2 separate regions of the Homo sapiens genome follow, and region 1 is linked to region 2. A link is a loop called in an ENCODE intact Hi-C map of the cell type or tissue named here. Cell type or tissue: gastrocnemius medialis. All regions are shown on one strand. Links, peaks and the distances in the headings refer to the core of each region. The heading gives the core; the rest is flanking DNA. Region 1 holds the start of LINC02970 (long intergenic non-protein coding RNA 2970). Region 2 holds the start of CRMA (cardiomyocyte maturation associated lncRNA).

Region 1 (8,366 bases), core at 300-8,299, 54 kb before region 2:
GGCCAAGGACTTAAGATTAGAAAGGTGTTGCCATGGCCTGATTTCTCCGAAGGGTCCCATCTAGTTTGCCTTGTCCTTGCAGGCTGGCCTCTCCCAGTGCCAGGACAGCAGCAGCAGGACAGCAAGCAGCAGGACTGGAAAGAACCGAGCCTACTCCTCACTTCCAGGCATGGACTCGCCCGCCTCACCGGGTCACGGGCCCGACCCCCGACCATTCACTGCAGCTGGGCAGCCTCATCCGGAACACAGAGGGATGGAACAGGGCAGGGCTGGGTCCCCAAGGCAGGACTGGGGCCACCACCTCAACAAGGGGTCCCTCCGCAGTGTCCCAACAGACACCATCTCCCTGCTGGCCTGAGGATTCTGGAACTCGGCTGGGAATGGCCCCAAGAGGAGGAGGTGTTCTTGAAACATCTTTTCGAGGTTTATGAGACATTCTATTAGCCCAGCCTCAGACAACTGTTCGTGGGAGATGCAGCATGTGCACCCCTGCGATAATTTTCTAGGCAAGAGGCAATAAAAAGAAGTGGACTCTAACACGAAGGCACTGCCGCCTTGGTTTGAAGGTTTAAGGCAGGCCCTATATTTGGGGGCCAAGAGACAGTGAGCACATAAGCATTTAATCGGCAACATGGGCAAGGATCATTTCAGAGCGTGCTATATAGACAAGACCCACTTTAATCTATTGGAAACTTGTTTCAGGAGGTGACAGTTTGCTCGTTCCCTTAAACGCTATTTAAAGAGGAAACCAAATTATCTAAAATCGGTGTGGACAGTGGTGGACACACAGCTGACCCTCTCTGTCCTCAGTTTGCAAATACATAGGATTCTGGCTGGGGCGCAGCTCGAGACTAGCCCACGATGGCGACGTGGCAAAGAGGTTTCCAGGTGCAGCCTTCACGGGGCGTGGGTCACATATGAGGGGGCCAGACTCTGGGTCAGCCATTCGTGCACAGGTGCTTTGATCTTCGCAGCTGGTGCAGATATTATCGCCCCGCCCCCGCCCCGTCTCCCAGTTTGGGATTCCAGATTCCCCAGGGAGCGAGAGCTGGCAGCCCGCCTCTGCAGCAGCCCCGTGGGCAGGGCCAGGTGGGGACAGTGTGTGCGCTGCAGGTGCAGAGTCCCCAGGGAGGCCCCGTGGTGTAGCAAGGAAGCTGCTGCATGTGGCTGTGTGGGGGCACTGGCTCTGTGGAAATGGGCACTGCCTGGCCTGGAGCCCAGCACCCCCTGCACCCCTCTAGCCACAGAGGCAGCCGTGCTGGGGCCCTGCCAGCAGCTGAGTAAAACTGCTAATGAAATAGCACCGTTAAAAATGGGCCTGCCGTCCACGCCAGAGTGCTTCGCTGGCCCCCAGCCCAGTGCTCCCTAGCACGGGGTCAGGGTGTGGGTCCCCAGGGAGCAGCTACAGCTGAACACTGCCCCCGCCTCGCCTGGAATGTGGTCCATTCGGCCTCGCGGCCGTTTGCTGTTTGCCTCGCGGCCGTTTGCTGTTTGCCTCGCGGCCGTTTGCTGTTTTCATGCTCTTTCTCCATCCAGGGGGTTTCTTGATGCCAGGAATTTCACCAGCTTTGGCCCCTTCCTCTCCTCCCTTCCTGCCTTCCTCTCCCTTCCTCCCACCTCCAGCAGCGTCTTTTTCTCCTTTCAGAATTTCAGATGGTGTCTTCCATTTGCATTAAAACCAAACAGTTTAATCATCATATTTAAATAAAGGCGTTGCCTGGAACTGCTCTCTTCCTTAATAATGAACCTTGGCATGAGGAAGGAGCCTCTATTTGTATTTTTAAAATTGCTTTTACAAGGTGTGGGGAGGGCCCTTCTGGAAGGAGAACTTTCTTTGCTATTTCTGAATGAGGAAGAGTTTGCATTTCTCTGGGTTGCCCGGCCCAGTTGTTCGTGTTGTCTTGGAGTAACACGGGGAACAGCTGTTCATGATAAATGTGTTGCTCACATGGCCTCAGTGGTCCCCACCAGTGGCTTCTGGGTATTTAGCATGGCCTGGAGGCCTTGAGTTACGAGGGCTCCCCTGTGGGCTCTGCTTTGTGCACCACTGAGCTTCAGGAAGCCGCTGTGAGGTGTCAAGCCATGCCCCCTGCTCCCCCCAGCTCAGCACGTCCTGAGCCCCTGAAAACTCTCACCTTCTCCAGACAGACAGGACTTGCTGGCTGCTTTAGATACTAGTACAATATTGTGGATGGTCGGGGGGGTCCCCAGGAATGGCCAAGGGAAGGGGGTGTCCTTTAAACCCCTGAAGCTGGGTAAGGAGGCCTTTTAAAAAATAGGGCTGTTTACAGGGGGCAGGGCCAGCTGAGGCCTTGGACCTCCAGAGACACTTCCTCCCCCAACTTCCTCCACCCCCAGCCCCATGCCACCCATCAGGCCTGCTCTGGCCAAGGCCCTGCCTTTCACCCAGCTCCCTCTCCATCAGCCAGAGAAAGGATGCTAGAGAAAAGTGCACCTTCCCTAGAGAGGCTACAGGAAGATTCCCGGTCCCGGTCAGGTGGGCAAGTCTGGTGGGCAGTGCCAGCGGATGCAGGGCTGAGCTGCGCCTGGCAAGGGCCAGCCAAGTTCACGGAGGGTTGAGCTCAGCAGGCGCACCACAGGCCTGCCTGCTAGAAGAGGTCATTGCGGTGGTTTCTGTGGGTCCCCAAGGCTACAGGGGTGTGGGTGAGGCAGGAGGGTTGGGGGAAGGGGCAGGCTCTGACCTGGGGCACCGGCTGGGAGGGTATAGCAGTAGGTCGGCTCTGCTAGGAGTGTGTGCACTTTCTACACCTTCAGGTTCTGAGCAGCGAGTCCTGAGCCAAATCTTGTCTCTCAGGAAAACCTTGGAGGTGTCTGTGTGTGCATGGAGGTGGGGTGCACCTGCTCCCACAGGTGTATGCTCCCGGGGGGTCAGGGTTGGTGGAGCATCCAACCCTTGCTGAATGCAGACCTGGGACACTGAATGGGGCAGGAAGCCCCCGGCTGACCGGACTGCAGCAGAACTCGGGGCTGTTCTGGGGCTTGCCTCCCTCCCCTGCAGCAGACAGGGCTCCAAAGCTATGGGGCAGGTCCTGGCAGGTGATGGGGCAGGTCCCGGCAGGTGATGGGGCAGGTCCCGGCAGGTGATGGGGCAGGTCCCGGCAGGTGGCATGCACGGGTGGGCTGTGCATGACTCGGGGCCTTGCTGGGTGGCCACACGAGTGACTGGAGGCATTTTCAAAAGATGCCCCATGGGTCTCCCAGCCCCAGGCTCTTCTCTAGCATGACCAAGGCTGCTCCCATGGAGGGGTCTCTGTCCCCTCTTCTGGAATCTGAGGGCCTCGTGACTGTCGGAAAGGATGCCAGGTGGCTCCGCGTCTCGGCTTCCACCTCTCTCTCAAGTGCTGGCCTCGGGAAGCCCACCCATGTCACATGTGGGGCTGCCGGAGAGGCCCAGCCCGAGATCCCGGCTGCAGGTCCCACTGATGGCGGCATCGTCTGTAGGAGACTCCCTCTGGAGTCTCCAGGCTCTGGCCCCAAGGCTTCCCCGAGGAGGCTGCAGACCTTGGGGAGGAGGCCTGGGCCATCCCAAGTGGCCTGTCGGAGTCTCTGACTCACAGGCGCTGTGAGCAGCAAGCATGGTCGTCCCGCAGCCTAGGCCTGGGCGCCTATTGTGCATCCCAGAAGCTGGAACGCGTGCTGGGCACAGACAGCTCCTCAGAGCAGAGTGGCCAAGCTGTGGCACGTCTGGGGGCCGATCCCCGTAGGGCTGAGTCTGCCAGGGGCACCAGCCACAATCCTGAGTACTGATTATGCACTGGCTGAACAAGCTGTCCCCAGCGGCTCTGCTGTGGTTCTTTGGTTGAAGCAAACGCTGGCGCTGGGTCTCACCTGCCTCCACACTTGCCCTGGCTCCTGGAGGCTCCAAGGGATGGGGCATCTCGTGAACAGGTGGGGCCTGGGTCTGGCCAACTGTGTTTGCCTCTGGCGGTGGCCAGGTCCAGCACCAGCACTTTGCTCACTCTGGTCCCCAGAGGGCTGGGCAGGTGCTGCGGCAGGAGGTGCCCCTGACCGCGTGGCCTGCTGGAAAGGAGCCTCCCAGCTCAGCGGCAGCCGGAGACAGTGTCCAGAGTGCCCGCAGTGCCACCCGAGCTCAGAGCCTCTCCCAGCGCCAGCACGATCAGAGGATGCTTTAACCGAAGCCATTAAGCTGTCACGGCCCATCCGCCTCCCGCCCCTTCCTGTCAGTTACTGCAGGCGGGGGGGACGCGGGGGGCAGCAGCAGCGGGGTGGGGGGAGCCCCTCCGCTTCCCTGAGTCACCGCCATCCGGCCAGACTGCCCACCACCGGCTCTGAGCTCATCGGCTCTGCGGTCAATCACTTCCCTCTGGAGCTGGGCAAGGCACTGGGGAAACGTGGGCCTGAGCAGGACTTTGCAGCCAAGGCCACTGGACTAGCTTGAGAGTCCTGGGCAGCATCCAGGCACGGGCTCCAGGCCTTCTGCCCCAGCTCGAGGTGCCATAGCAGGTGCCTCTCATGGGATTGGGGCAAGTGGCACAGTCTTGAGGCTCCCCCAGTCAGACCCTTCCCCCTTCTCCCCAGGCCATGGTGGGCAGGTGGCCACTTCCGTTGCTGCCTGTGTCTGAGGACATTGGCCCAGGGTTGGCAAGAAGAGGAAGGTGTTGCATCAACATGCAGCACATTCACCTGACAAGGAGCTGGCCGCAGCCTCCGCTGCCAAACGGTGACGGTGCTGGCTGGTGCCCCCAGGAGCTGTTCACCACCTCCCGGGCTAATGGCGCTTGCTGCCTGGCACACAGCAGGTGACTACACTGCATGGCTTATAAATGTGGCCTCTGCCAGGAAATCCTGGGAAAGAGCCAGGGAGGTGACGTTTTATCCACGAGCCTGCTATGGCTTAGCCTAGCCCTCCCCTAACTGTGACCAAGCTCTGGATGAGACACAGACAACTACTGAGGACCTGCAAAGTAAGGAGACTGCAGGGCGGAGGCGGAACTTGGAGGAGTGACCTGCCGTGGAGTTTCTGGTTTCCTCCTTGTGGCTTTGTCTGGAGGGCAAGCCCCACTCTCAGATCCACATGGCAACACAAGCAGCTAAAACGCAGATAGAAACCCCAACCTGGGAAAAGGAGTCCTACAGGTAAGAAAGGGGTGGAACCCCAGAATGGGGAGAGCCGGGGAAGAAGAGAGGGGTGGAACCCTGGAAGGGGGAGAGCCGGGGAAGAGAGGGGGCAGAACCCCAGAAGGGGGAGAGTGGGGGAAGAGAGGGGGCAGAACCCTGGAAGGAGGAGAGCAGGGGAAAAGAGGGGGCGGAACCCTAGAAGGGGGAGAGCCAGGGAAGAGAGGGGGCGGAACCCCGGAAGGGGGAGGGCTGGACACGGCAATTGCCTAATTCTGTGCATGAATCCGCATAAGTCTCACAGTGCCACCCAGCAGTGCCAACCCAGCAAAGGTCTTGAGAACCACACTGAGAGAGGTGGGGTTTGGGATGAACCTGGCTGCTAAAGTGGAAACAGCAACGTTCCCCGAGGGCTAGGACAGCACCCAGAGTCCACACGGTGTGCTCAGACGTAAAACAAAATTACTCAATAGACACAAAACTAGGAAGGTGTGATCATCCTCAAGAGAACAGACAATGCTCAGATGCCAGCCCCAACTGACACAGATGCCTACAGCAGCCGCGGTAACTGCTTTGCGAGTTGCACGCATACACAGCACACGCACACACACCTCAGAAAGGAGCATTAGATGAAATGAATAATAAACCTCACAGAGAGGTAGGAAAAAAAATAAACAAATGAGTATTTTTGAACTAAAAGAATAGAGTATCTGCAATTAAAATTGTACTGATGGACTCAATAGCAGAATGGAGACAAAGGAAAGCCAGCGAACGTGAAGACAGATAAATAGAAAATATCCACTCCGAAGAACGAAGATAAAGAGGAAAAACAAGAACAAGCATCACGGGCCAGCTGGGGTCGTATCGAAAGGCCCAGCACATACCTGGTTCCAGAAAGCAAGGAGGAGGTTGGGGCAGAAAGTTATTTGAAGGAATATTGGCTGAAACATCCCAAGTCTGGTGAAATACATAAATGTAAGCATTCAAGAAGCTCAGTGAACCCCAAAGAAGATAAACAGAAAGGAAAATAGACCCAGACATAGCATCATCAAATTGCTGAAAACTGAAGAAAACATCTGGAAAGCAGCTAGAGAAAAACAACACATTTCGTACACAAAAGCAGTGACTCCAGTGACTACAGAATTCTTGCCAGAAACCACGGCAGCCAGGAGACAGCAGAACGATGTCTTTAATGCATGAAAGGAAAGGTTTCTCCTTGCAAGGTGTTTGTTCATTTCTTCCAAGTTGTGGAATATATGGGCAGAAGATTGGACACCATCCCCCTCGACTCTTTTTTCCCATCTGTAGGGTCTGCGGTGATGTCCTTTTTAGCCTCCATGTTTGTAATGAGGGTCTCTTTGTTTTGGGGTCAGTCTGGCCAGCAGCTTATCAATTGTATTGATCTTTTCAAAGAATCAGCTTGGGTTTCATTTATTTTCTCTATTTTCTGTTTTTGTTTTTTGTTCAGCTGATTTCCACCCTGATCTTTATTACCTTCTACTTTCCGCATGCGTTTTGTAATTTATTTTTCCCTTACTAGTTTCTCCAGGTGAAAGCTCCTATCATAGTTGGCAAGGGTTTTCTGTAAAGGGCTAGAGAGTAAATATGTTTGGTTTTGTGAGCCACGTGGTGTCTGTTGCAACCACTCAACTGCTGTTGTAGCGTGAAAGCAGCAACAGAAAACACATAAAATACCAAGTTGTTCTCCAGCATAACTTTATTTTCAACAGCAAGAAGGGGCCAGACATGGCCGGTGGGCTGTAGCTTGCTGGCTCTTGGCTTAGAGTGATTTGTGATCTCTTCCTTTTTTATCGTTTCAGCAATTACTGCTGTAAAATCTATCCTAAACACCAGTCAATCTGCATCCCACAAATGTTGATATGTTGTTTTAATTTCCATTGAATTCAAAATAGTGTCTAATTACCTCTGCATTAACCCTGTGCTTCTGCGCTTTGACATCTGGGGTGACCCAGGAGGGGCTCCCCCTCCAAGGGCTTCCCAGCAAGATCACCCTTCATAAGCAAATCAAGGATTCCAGAGCCCACACCCCAACCGCTCCCCAACTGGGCCACACTCTGGGCCAACGTCCCCCTGCCCTAATCACCCCAGGGCCAGGAGCTACACCCAGACCAGCTGGCATTAATGCAACCAGCCAGTTCTCCACCTGTCCACCCCCTGGCCTGGTCCTTCCCACACCACGTTCCTCGCACCCTCTGCCTCCTGGCCTACCTGGTGCTTGCCCTGTGCCCCTTCACCGTGGTGATGCGGCCAGCTCTGTCCTCTTGGGACCCGTGACAAATCATCTTTTTGATGGTGGTTGTCTCCTGACCTGTGGGCCTCACCCTACCTGAATAACAATGAAAGTTACATTTTAAAAATACCAGGTCACCTCCTCTGTTGATATGTTGTTTTAATTAACAACTTCTAAACAACTCATGAGTTCTTTTGGTTTTTTTGAGATGGAGTCTTGCTCTGTCAGCCTGGCTGGAGTGCAGTGGCACAATCTCGGCTCACTGCAACCTCTGCCTCCTGGGTTCAAATGATTCTTGTGCCTCAGCCTCCCGAGTAGCTGGGATTACAGGTGTGGGCCACCATGACCAGCTAATTTTTGTATTTTTAGTAGAGACGGGATTTCACCATGTTGGTCAGGCTGGTCTCAAACTCCTAACCTCAAGTGATCTGCCTGCCTCAGCCTCCCAAAGTGCTGGGATTACAGGCGTGAGCCACGACGCCGGTCGCTCACGAGTTATTTAGAATTGAGTTGCTTAATGTTTCAGGATGTTCTGTATTGGGTTCTCCTTTCATTCTAATTCTGGGATAGTCAAGGAACACAAGTCTCAACAAATCTTGAGATTATTCTTACTTTGTTCTCTGCACGACTTGAGTCTTTTAAGATCTACTGAGACTTGTGCTGGGACCCAGCGCGGTCGGCCTTGGTCACTGCTCTGCGTGCCCTGGAGAAGCATGCACCGCTGCTGGGGTGCAGTGTCTGGCACGTGCCATGGTCCAGCTGGCCCCCGATGTTCTGTGGGGGCATTGCTCCCCAGCGTGTCCGGACAGGTTCTTGCTGAGCACCGGAACCCTGAACATCCAGGGAATGAGGCGTCAGACACAGTGGGGGAGCTCCAGCCAGCGAGCGCCTGCTCCCGCTCCGGGAAGCGCTCCTGGTCCATGGCATCACCGTCCTCAGGCGCAGTCAGGCCTGGGGATGTTTCCTGCCACCGGAAGTGCCCTGAAGGTGTCCTGGTGGCCGCCGTGTGAAGGGATGA
Region 2 (8,366 bases), core at 20-8,019:
CCATGTCCCAAACTTTCAAAGCCAACACTTTCCTGTCCCCCTGGGTCACCTCATCCCAGCCAAGCCCAGAGAGGGCTGGGTGGAGAGAGGAACCTTGGGGGGCGCCCTGCCCAGCACCCCACTCGCAGGACCAGCCTCCTCCTTCTCCGGGAGCTGGACAACTCCTTGCTCCTGAGGCCAGACGAGGAACTGCAGACCAGAGACCCGAGAGGTGTCCTGGGGGCTTACCTGGGCATCTGCTGGTTTCCTGGGCAGGTCCCTGGTGAAGGCTGCCTCCCGGGACCCCGTATCCATGAGGAAGGGCTCAGCACCTCTCTCCGAAGATGCAGGCGAGAAAGACGATGCTTGGAGGAGTCCAGGTTCCCAGAGGGTGGTCAGGATCTCCTGAGAGGCCGTCCACTAGGGGGGCAACTCCCTAGGTGCCTCAGCCTGGCCACAGCAGACACCCAGTGGGCGAGGGAGCGTCGCTCCCCCGGTTCTCTCCCTCCTTCTCTCGCTCTTCTTCACCCTCTCCCCCGTCCCCGCCTCGCAGCGTCACCACCCTGAACCGCCGCGCAGTGCGGCCCACCTGAAGCGGCAGCTGCGCAGAGCCAGCAGCTTACATGGGCACCGGGGGTCAGCAGCCACCGTCACCTGCCCAGCGCCACTGCCGTGGCACCCCCGGGAGGCTGGTCCCACACCTGGCTCTTTGTGGCCAGCCGCCCAGCCTCCACCAGCCCCTGATCAATACCAATTTACAGTCAAATGCAGGGGGCCGCCTTCCTGTTAATGAATTTCCCGGTGCTCACCAGCTCCTAATGAGCCTGTTAAAGAGGGTTTAAGTAAACTTAGCGAGTGGCAAACTAAGCACTTTGGAATACTTAATTGTATCGATATGTTTTTCATTGCGTTTAAAAATGTCTCTGAGTGGGAAGCAGAGGCTGCCTCCTTCCCTGCCAACTTCTATGACCAGCCGTGAAGCCAGACTCTGAAAAATGTGGAGAAAGAGCCAGAAGGAGACCAATGGGACCTCAAGGTTAGGCCCTCACCAGCAGGAAGGGAAGCCGCCCCGAACCTGCTGGGAGCGGGGAGAGGAGGAGGAGGAGGAGGAGGAGGCCTGCAGGGTTTCGAGGCCTCGCAGTGGCCCAGGGCGAGCCTGGCACGTGCGGTGGTGAGAGGTGGAAAGAAGGCTTTGCAGGTGCCTGGGGGGGACGGGGGCCAGGGAGGCGCCAGTTGGGGGTGCAGGCCGGGCACAGACACAGGAGGCTTGCTAAGCGGTGGGGTCCAGCTGGGCCCTGGCCCCTGTCCTGCCACTGACCCTGGCGTGGGGTGGGACAGCAGCCCCGGGACATGAAAGGACCTCCCGTTGTCCTCATCAGGAAGAGAGGTCCAACATGACTCTGTTGCTCCTCCAGGCAGCCCGTCCATGCGAGGGGACAGCCCGGAGCGAGTTGGTTCTCTCTTACCACCCAGGGCAGGGCAATGTCTCCGCAGAGCCTGCAGTGTGCAGAGGCCACTGAGCATGCTGTGGCTGTGTGGCAGTGGGTCTGCAGCTGGGCATGGCTGGGTTGGAGTTTCACGTGGGGGTGGGTGGGGGCGGGGGGTGGGGGTTGTGCTTAAGGCTCTGGAGGCATCCCCTCTACAAAGGAAGGAGCAAATGGCAGACAGAAGCAGAAGCTGATGTCCCATTTCCACGTAGCTGCTGTGATTTATCATTTTCACGTAGCCAAGGATACAAAAAGGGCACCCGACACCGCAGCCTGAGCTTCAACTTCGGGGGCACCTGGGTTCCGCCGCTCATCTGTGCCCTCCCAAGACCTCCGCAATAACCGTCCCCGGAGTCCAGGGAAAAGGCCTCCTCAACGTCCCCAGCTCCCTGGCACATGAGCTCTCAGAGCCTGGGACACTCCCGCAGCCTGGCTCAAGCCCCCACGACCTGTGAGGCATTCATCTGGACGGGGTCTGGGGGTCAAGGGGAAAGCTGGGAGTCCCAAAGGGCAGGAGAGTCACCCCAGACCCAGCCAGAGTCCACAGGACTTCTGCCCACTCACAAATGAATTGTAGTCACTTTTCAAAAAGTTTCCCGTCTGCATAGAAAAAGAGCACCCAGCCGCCTCCAAGCAGACCCCACCGTGAGCCGAGCTGGCTCCTGTGCCCGGGGCCTCCTCCGGGGCTCTTCAGCGGTGAATACCGCCCGGCCCCCGGCATCAGCGCCGCGGGAGGCCACGCGGGAAGTCAAGCTCCCCAGCAGGGACCTGCACAGACGCCGACCACCAGGGCTGCTCTCCCCGAAGCCCCCCTAGTCTCCGCCCACATGTGCCCCCCGCCCCCCACCTCGCCGCCCTGCCCCTGTAAACGCCTCCTGACCCTGACGTGGCTGGGAGAGCTGCAGAAGTGCCGAGTCCCGGCCGGGGGCAGCCTCGCCGCCGCTCAGCTCGGGAATCCCTGCCCCCCACCAGCACCTCAGTGGGGGATACTGCAAGTTCAAGGTAAGTTTAGCCCCACGCCCGGCTGCCGGGGCTTTGTTGCGGAGCGGCAGGTGAATCGCGCCCCCAGCCCAGCCCCGAAGCCCCCATGCCATCCACTGCCCGCGTGGGGGGCCGCTGCTTTCTTGCAAAATGCCCGCAAGTCAAAGTTCCTGCCTCCCAGCTGGACGCGCCCTCCAGGCCCTGCCGGCTGCTGGCTCTGCAGTTTTCCAAATGTGGATGATGCCGCGAGCCAAGAGAAAACTCCACGGCACCCCCGCCGGAGCCGCACGGCGCCGGCACCCGCAGCACCCACCTCGCTGGCAGGCACACCCCCCACCGCGGTGCCCGGCAAGTTTGCAGGGGCCGTCCCGGCGGCCCAGCGGTGGTGATGGGCTGAGCAGGACTCACCGCGGAGCCCAGGGCACCCCTGGGGCCGGGCTGGTGACAGCGGCAGCGGCGGCGGGCGCAGGGTCGCGGCTCCCTAGGAGATGCTGCAGCGGCGGCAGCACCAGCCACCTCCTCCGGGAGCCAATCGCGAATGCAGGGGTGGGGGCCGAAGCTCGATGCGTCCGCACTTGGTGGGGGCAGAGAGAGAAAGAAGACACCAGGCACCCCCTCTCCACACCCCTGCCCTTCCCCCAGCCCTCCTGCAGCAGCGCAGACTTAGCAGGAGGGAGATCTTGAGAGAGAGAGAGAGAGAGAGAGAGAGAGAGAGAGAGAGAGAAGGCGCTGGTGCAGAGTTAGGGAGAGGCGGCCGAGCTGCACACCTTGAGCCCCGGCCTCCTCCGAAGGGAACCCCTGCACCCCAGCGGGGTCAGCACAAGGTAGAGAAGGTAGAGGTCAGGGTGGAACAAAAGGGAAGGTCCCGCGGGTGTGCACGCTCTCGCAGGCACACAGCCGGCTCGCGGAGACACAGGGGCGGGGGAGGGGAGGGGAGGGGAGGGGAGGGCCTGACCTGAGAGGCCAGAGCGGGCGTGGGGGCCCCCCTCGGGTCAGGAGCCGGCCTCACCTTTGCAGTTCTTATATACCCGGCCAAGCATCCCAAACACGCGGCCCTGGCCAAGTGGCCCCCTCGGGCTGCGCTCCCTGACCATATTTAGTCAAGCAGGGGAAAAAATAGCCTGTCAGCTGGGCCGCGGCTGGCCCGGCCACCGGGAACAGGGTGGGAGCACCCACGCCATTGACGGCGGGTCCCGGGCTCAGGCTGCTGTCCTGCCCCTCCCGGCCCCTCCCTGACAGGCCTCCCACCGGCTGTCCCTGCCCGAGATCCCCCCGCTATTTTTAGCCCAGCCAGTACAGAGGCGCCTCCTCAGTAGCCGGGCAGCAGCCTCCATGCCATGCCAGCCGGCTCCTAGGGTGCCCTGGGGAGACCCGGGCATCTCCCAGGCTGCAGGGCCGGGGGTGGGGGGGGCGGGCAGAATGGTACGGCCTCCTTCGCTGCTCTGAGCCTCCAGTGGGCTGAGCCCACCCAGGCCACCAGGAGTGGGTGGCCCCCTCCACAGTCCCATCGGCTCTGCCCTTTTGCCTAGAATTGGGGCCAGGATCAGGTGGTGACAGAGCCACCTGGGTTTCCGGAGACTCTCAAGCCAACCCCAAGTCATGACAAATGCCAGTCGCCTTGGACAGAGGCAAGGTCAACCTGCTTGCCGCCCCCAGCCAGGCCCTGCCACCAAGGGTGTGTGATGGGGAGACCCCAATCCCGGGTGCTGGACGGGCTCAGGAGCTCCCCCTTCCGGGATTTCACGCCCGAATTATGTAACAGACGAGGGCCTGGGACGGGGCCTGACGGGGATCTGTCCTTGCAGGGCCTGGACGCAGAGACCAGAGGCCTGAACTGGCAGACTGTCCTCACAGGCTGTGTGACGCTGGCTGGTCGTCCCATCTCTCTGGGGCCCCACAGGACTGGGGACCAGGTCGTGGAATGACAGTGGACCACAGTGGTCCGGGGACCCCGCTCGTTGGTGGCAGGCACAGGCCCGTGTGATGGGGACAATGAGCTTTGGTATTTGTGAGTCCTGTCCAGAGCATAGGTCCTCCTGTTCAGAAGCCACCTCATAAATGTCCCCAGTGCCTCCCGGACTTAGGAAGGCATCCCCTTGTGGTTCTGGCCAGTTAGGGACACAGGGCCGGGGAGTCTATGCCGCTCAGAACAGGCTCAGCTGCATCTAATCCCAGGGGAGCCCCTGAGGAGCCTGCACACCCCCCAGGCTGGCCCACAGGAGCTGAGGCAGGGCTCTCCTCCAGGTTCACCTCCTGGGCTCACGGCCCCTTCCCCACATCCCAAGGCCGGCTCTGCAGAGTCATGGGGAGAAGCCGGAGCCCCAGCCACACTCGCCACACACGCCGACACCCACTCTGGTGTCCTCCGGCCAGCGACAGCGAGGGACAGAGGGACGCCCCCTGCACCTGCCCAGTGCAGAGGCTTCTTGAGTGATGCCAGGCCCTTCTCCCAGCCCTGTACGCCCCGCTAAAGACCCCATGTCTCACCATAAAGGAGGCCAGGAGGTTTTAAGCTTCTACCTGGTCTGAGCACTTTTCTGGAAACTAAATAGCCACTCGGCTTCCCACTGGCAGCGGGAGAGCGTGGTGTGAGGTGTGGTGTCCAAACTCCCCCTGCAAGGCCCCTCCCCTGCAGCCCACTTCCTCCTGCCTGCCGTCTCCAGGCAGGGTTGAGGGGGGCAGGCCAGGCCTGCAGCTGGGGTCAGGGGCATAGACAGCCACAATGGGGGAGGTGGGGAGCAGTCTGCAGGCCTGGGCAGGCGGCTCTGTAAAGGATGCGGGTGCTTTGTGGTGGTGAGAGAGAGGGTATGCAGCAGACGTGGCCATAAATCACCCTCCTCACGGCAGCCCCACACCCACGGACCAGGGCACGGGCACAGGGCCATCTCCTTCCAGGAGAAGGGCTGGTGTGGGTGGCCAGATCTGACAGCCCCCAGGCCGTAGGACAGAGCCAGAAGACAGAGCAGTTCCCCCGTTTACCCATAGCACCAGCCTCACAGTAACAGCCGGCACACAGCACTTAGGCTGCCTGGTGTTCCAGAAGCTTCTGCAGGGGCTCTATGCTGCACTCAAGGCATCCCTAAGAGGAGAGCATTTTGCTGTCCCCACTTTACGGAGAAGGAACGTGGGCTCAGGGTGGGTGCCTCACTCTCCCAAGGTCCCATACCAAGCACTGATCGGAGCTGGGTGTGTTCTGGCCCCCACCATGTCCACGGCTGTCCTCGCCAGGGCAGTAAAGTCAGAGCCCATAGCCCTCGCCCCTGACGGCCCAGGGCCGTGCTGCCCGTGGCCCACTCCACCATGATTTGAAAGGGAGACCGCAGTGGGTAGGAGAGACGGGAGGGAGGGGAGAGGGGAGAGAAGGGGGAGACGGGGTAGAGGGGGCAGAAGGGGAAGAGAGGGGAGAAGGGCCTAGGCCCCCGAGACTTTCCCCTTGGTGTCTGCAGGTGGTTTAAGGCGTGAATGAATGAAGGAGCAAGCAGTAAGCCCCGACAGCAAGGCCACCACAGCCCTCGCCCCACAGGGACGCCTGAGCAAGGACCCAAGCAGGGGACAAGCAGGCTCACCCCGCCCTTGCGGGGCTGACCACGAGGCCCCGTCCGGTGGAACACGCCATGACGGTGAGTGCTCTGCCCTGTCTCACACGGCTCCCACTGGCCACGGTGGCTGCCAAGCTCTCAGAAACGGGGCTGGTGCCCCTGCAGACCTGGATTTTTTAGTCAGTGCAGCTTTGATTTGTTTCAGCTTCAGGAGGCTCATGTAGCTGGCGCCGTATGGGACAGCGGGGGAGAGAGAAAATGCACAGCCCAGGGAATGTGGAGACAGGCCCAGCGCCAGGCATGGGGGCCGGAAGGAGCAGCCGGGGAGCAGGGGGCAGGGCCTGGAGTCCCGCCTTGCAGGTCAGAGGTCAGAGGTCAGGGAAGGCCTGGGTGGGGGTGAATGAACAGGCCCCCCAGTGATGTCAGAGGGGCAGGCGGGGAAGGGTCCCGGAAGAGCACCCCGGGGAGTGTGTACAGGAAGGCAGGAGCCCGGAGGCGGGAAGGGGGGCCTGGTGTGTCCAGCGGGCAGCAGGAGGCCAGCATGGCTGCCACTGGGGCAGTGGCAGTGGATGGGTGGCCTGGGGCTGGGCTTCGGGCAGGGTCAGACCACGTCAGGCCTTGTAGGCCAGTGCCAGGGCTGCAGGTGTCCTGCTGAGGGGCACAGGCCTGGGCAGGCTGGCACGGCTATAGCAGGGTCCTTATGGCTTATCTGCTGAGGGTGAGGGTGGAGGGCAGAGGCTGGAGCATCAGGGGCCCTGCCCAGCTGCGGTGCCCTGGGGAGGGCTGCCCAGCTCTGGCTGTGCCTTGAAAGTTTGCCCGAAAGATTCACTGTTGGAGCAGATGTGGTCACAAGAGCAAGGGGGGATGTCAGATGGCCTGGGCCCTGAGGAACAGAGTGCATCCCTAGGAGGGGGACGGCCCGTCACCAGGGAGCCTTCTGAGACCATTTTGTAGGTGGGGAAACTGAGGCTCAGGAGGAAAAGCCAGTTGCCCAGCACGCGAAGACCCAGAGCCTATCTTCCTGCCCCTACATCCTTGTCTGTCCCCAGATCTGAACCTGCCCCAGCCCCAGGACTCTGAGTGCAGCAAGAGGGGAGCCGGGCTGGAGAGTGGGGAGCACGGAGACTGTGGCCTGGATGGTGCCAGAGCAAACAGGAGAGAGGCTGCCCAACGCAGAGGCTGCAGCACAGACCAGAGGGTCCCGGGGCTGACTGGGTGGGGGCAGCTCCCAGCGAGAGGCCCCTGGGATTTGGGTAAGTAGAGGCACATGCAGACTCTGGCCACAGGGCACCTCGCGCACGAGGGGAGTTCACCACACAAGCTGAGCGGAGGGCGGACGCAGGAGAGCAGCGGTTTCTCGGAAGCCAAGGGCGGTCATGGAGCCCCACGCCACAGCGCTTCCCACGGGGCCACACCATCCGGTCTGCGGAGGGGGCTGCATTGCCGGGAAGGACCATCTGATTCTGGATTCCAGCCTCACCCTGGGCCACCGCTGAGTGTCCCAAGTGGCCCCTTAGCCCCCAGGGCCAGGCGGCATCCCAATCCCCTAGGGATGTCTGTGCTCAGAATGTGGCACACACGCCCCGGCAGGGCCATCCTCCTCCTCCTGCACCCGCCACAGCCGTGGATTCGGGGTCTCTATCGTGGGCAGAAATTCACACAGTCAAGGTGAGGGTCCCAGGAGCAGCTGTGACCAGGCCCCGGCTGCCAGGGAGAGGGGGTCTTCAGCCGACGGGGCAGACACCCTGAGATGGACCCTTGTCCAGGGGAGGGCCCTGCCACCCACAATTCCTTGGCATTCCTGCACCAGCAGGACGGGCTGAGGGAGGCGCCTCACCAGTGCCAGCGCCCAGCATCACTGTGCCCCGGTGGAGGGGGAGGCCCTTCCGAGCCTGGGCCTGGGTGTGGATGAGGGCAGGTCTCTCACCTCTCTGACCTCAGCTTCCTCAACTGGGAAGGGGGGCCACAGCACCCCCTTAGGGGTGATGAGGAAGTGGGAGCTCAGGGAGGACCCCGGGCAGGGCTGCCTCCTCACCTCTCTTCGGCCTTTGGACACTGGAGCTCAGAGGACCAAGTGAATGAATGAATGACTCGATCAATCAACTGATCCATGAATCCATGGACCCCTGAACAGCTGGACAGCTGGGCTGTGGGCAGGACAGGGGACTCTGGCTGAAGCCGCGTTCATATGTGTTCAGCTTTGTGAGTGGGGCGAGGTTGAGGGCTTATTCAGTGGGGGAGGTGCACGGCAGGGCCAGTACCCTTGGAGGGTCAGGCCACAGGGGCGGGGACACCTGCCAGGATGCCCAACCCCAGAGGCAGTGGGAGCTGTTGGGGAGCCGTGGTCCCAGTCAGCGGTGGCTTGATGAGGGCTGCTCCC

The links. A loop is a pair of places that touch in the nucleus more often than their neighbours do. Peaks named below come from ENCODE experiments on the same cell type or tissue, not always from the same donor. Only the 100,000 strongest peaks of a DNase experiment are listed, where the experiment ranks them.
Region 1: a loop joins it to region 2, with 4 times the contacts of the local background. A loop is called at or near these places in 3 of 110 quality-filtered maps.

What each region holds. Positions count from the first base shown.
Region 1 is chr20:62,599,730-62,608,095 of GRCh38, reverse strand. LINC02970 (long intergenic non-protein coding RNA 2970) reads left to right here and starts at 4,655. Exons shown (of 2, transcript NR_184037.1): 1 at 4,655-5,118. RefSeq lists enhancers at 2,074-2,863, 2,864-3,654, 3,655-4,444 and a silencer at 4,187-4,336. In gastrocnemius medialis, for the core only: no CTCF peak of the experiment used is centred there; DNase peaks (open chromatin) are centred at 4,325, 4,735 and 5,355; H3K27me3 peaks cover 2,607 bases.
Region 2 is chr20:62,545,528-62,553,893 of GRCh38, reverse strand. CRMA (cardiomyocyte maturation associated lncRNA) reads left to right here and starts at 2,333. Exons shown (of 7, transcript NR_033263.1): 1 at 2,333-2,468; 2 at 5,433-5,582; 3 at 5,894-6,067; 4 at 6,192-6,346; 5 at 7,036-8,188. It overlaps MIR1-1HG (MIR1-1 host gene), which reads right to left and starts at 3,441. Exons shown (of 4, transcript NR_171007.1): 1 at 2,856-3,441; 2 at 229-429. RefSeq lists an enhancer at 2,479-3,354. In gastrocnemius medialis, for the core only: CTCF peaks have their summits at 213 and 4,178 (motif pointing left); DNase peaks (open chromatin) are centred at 3,543 and 4,072; H3K4me3 peaks cover 3,586 bases; H3K27ac peaks cover 5,125 bases.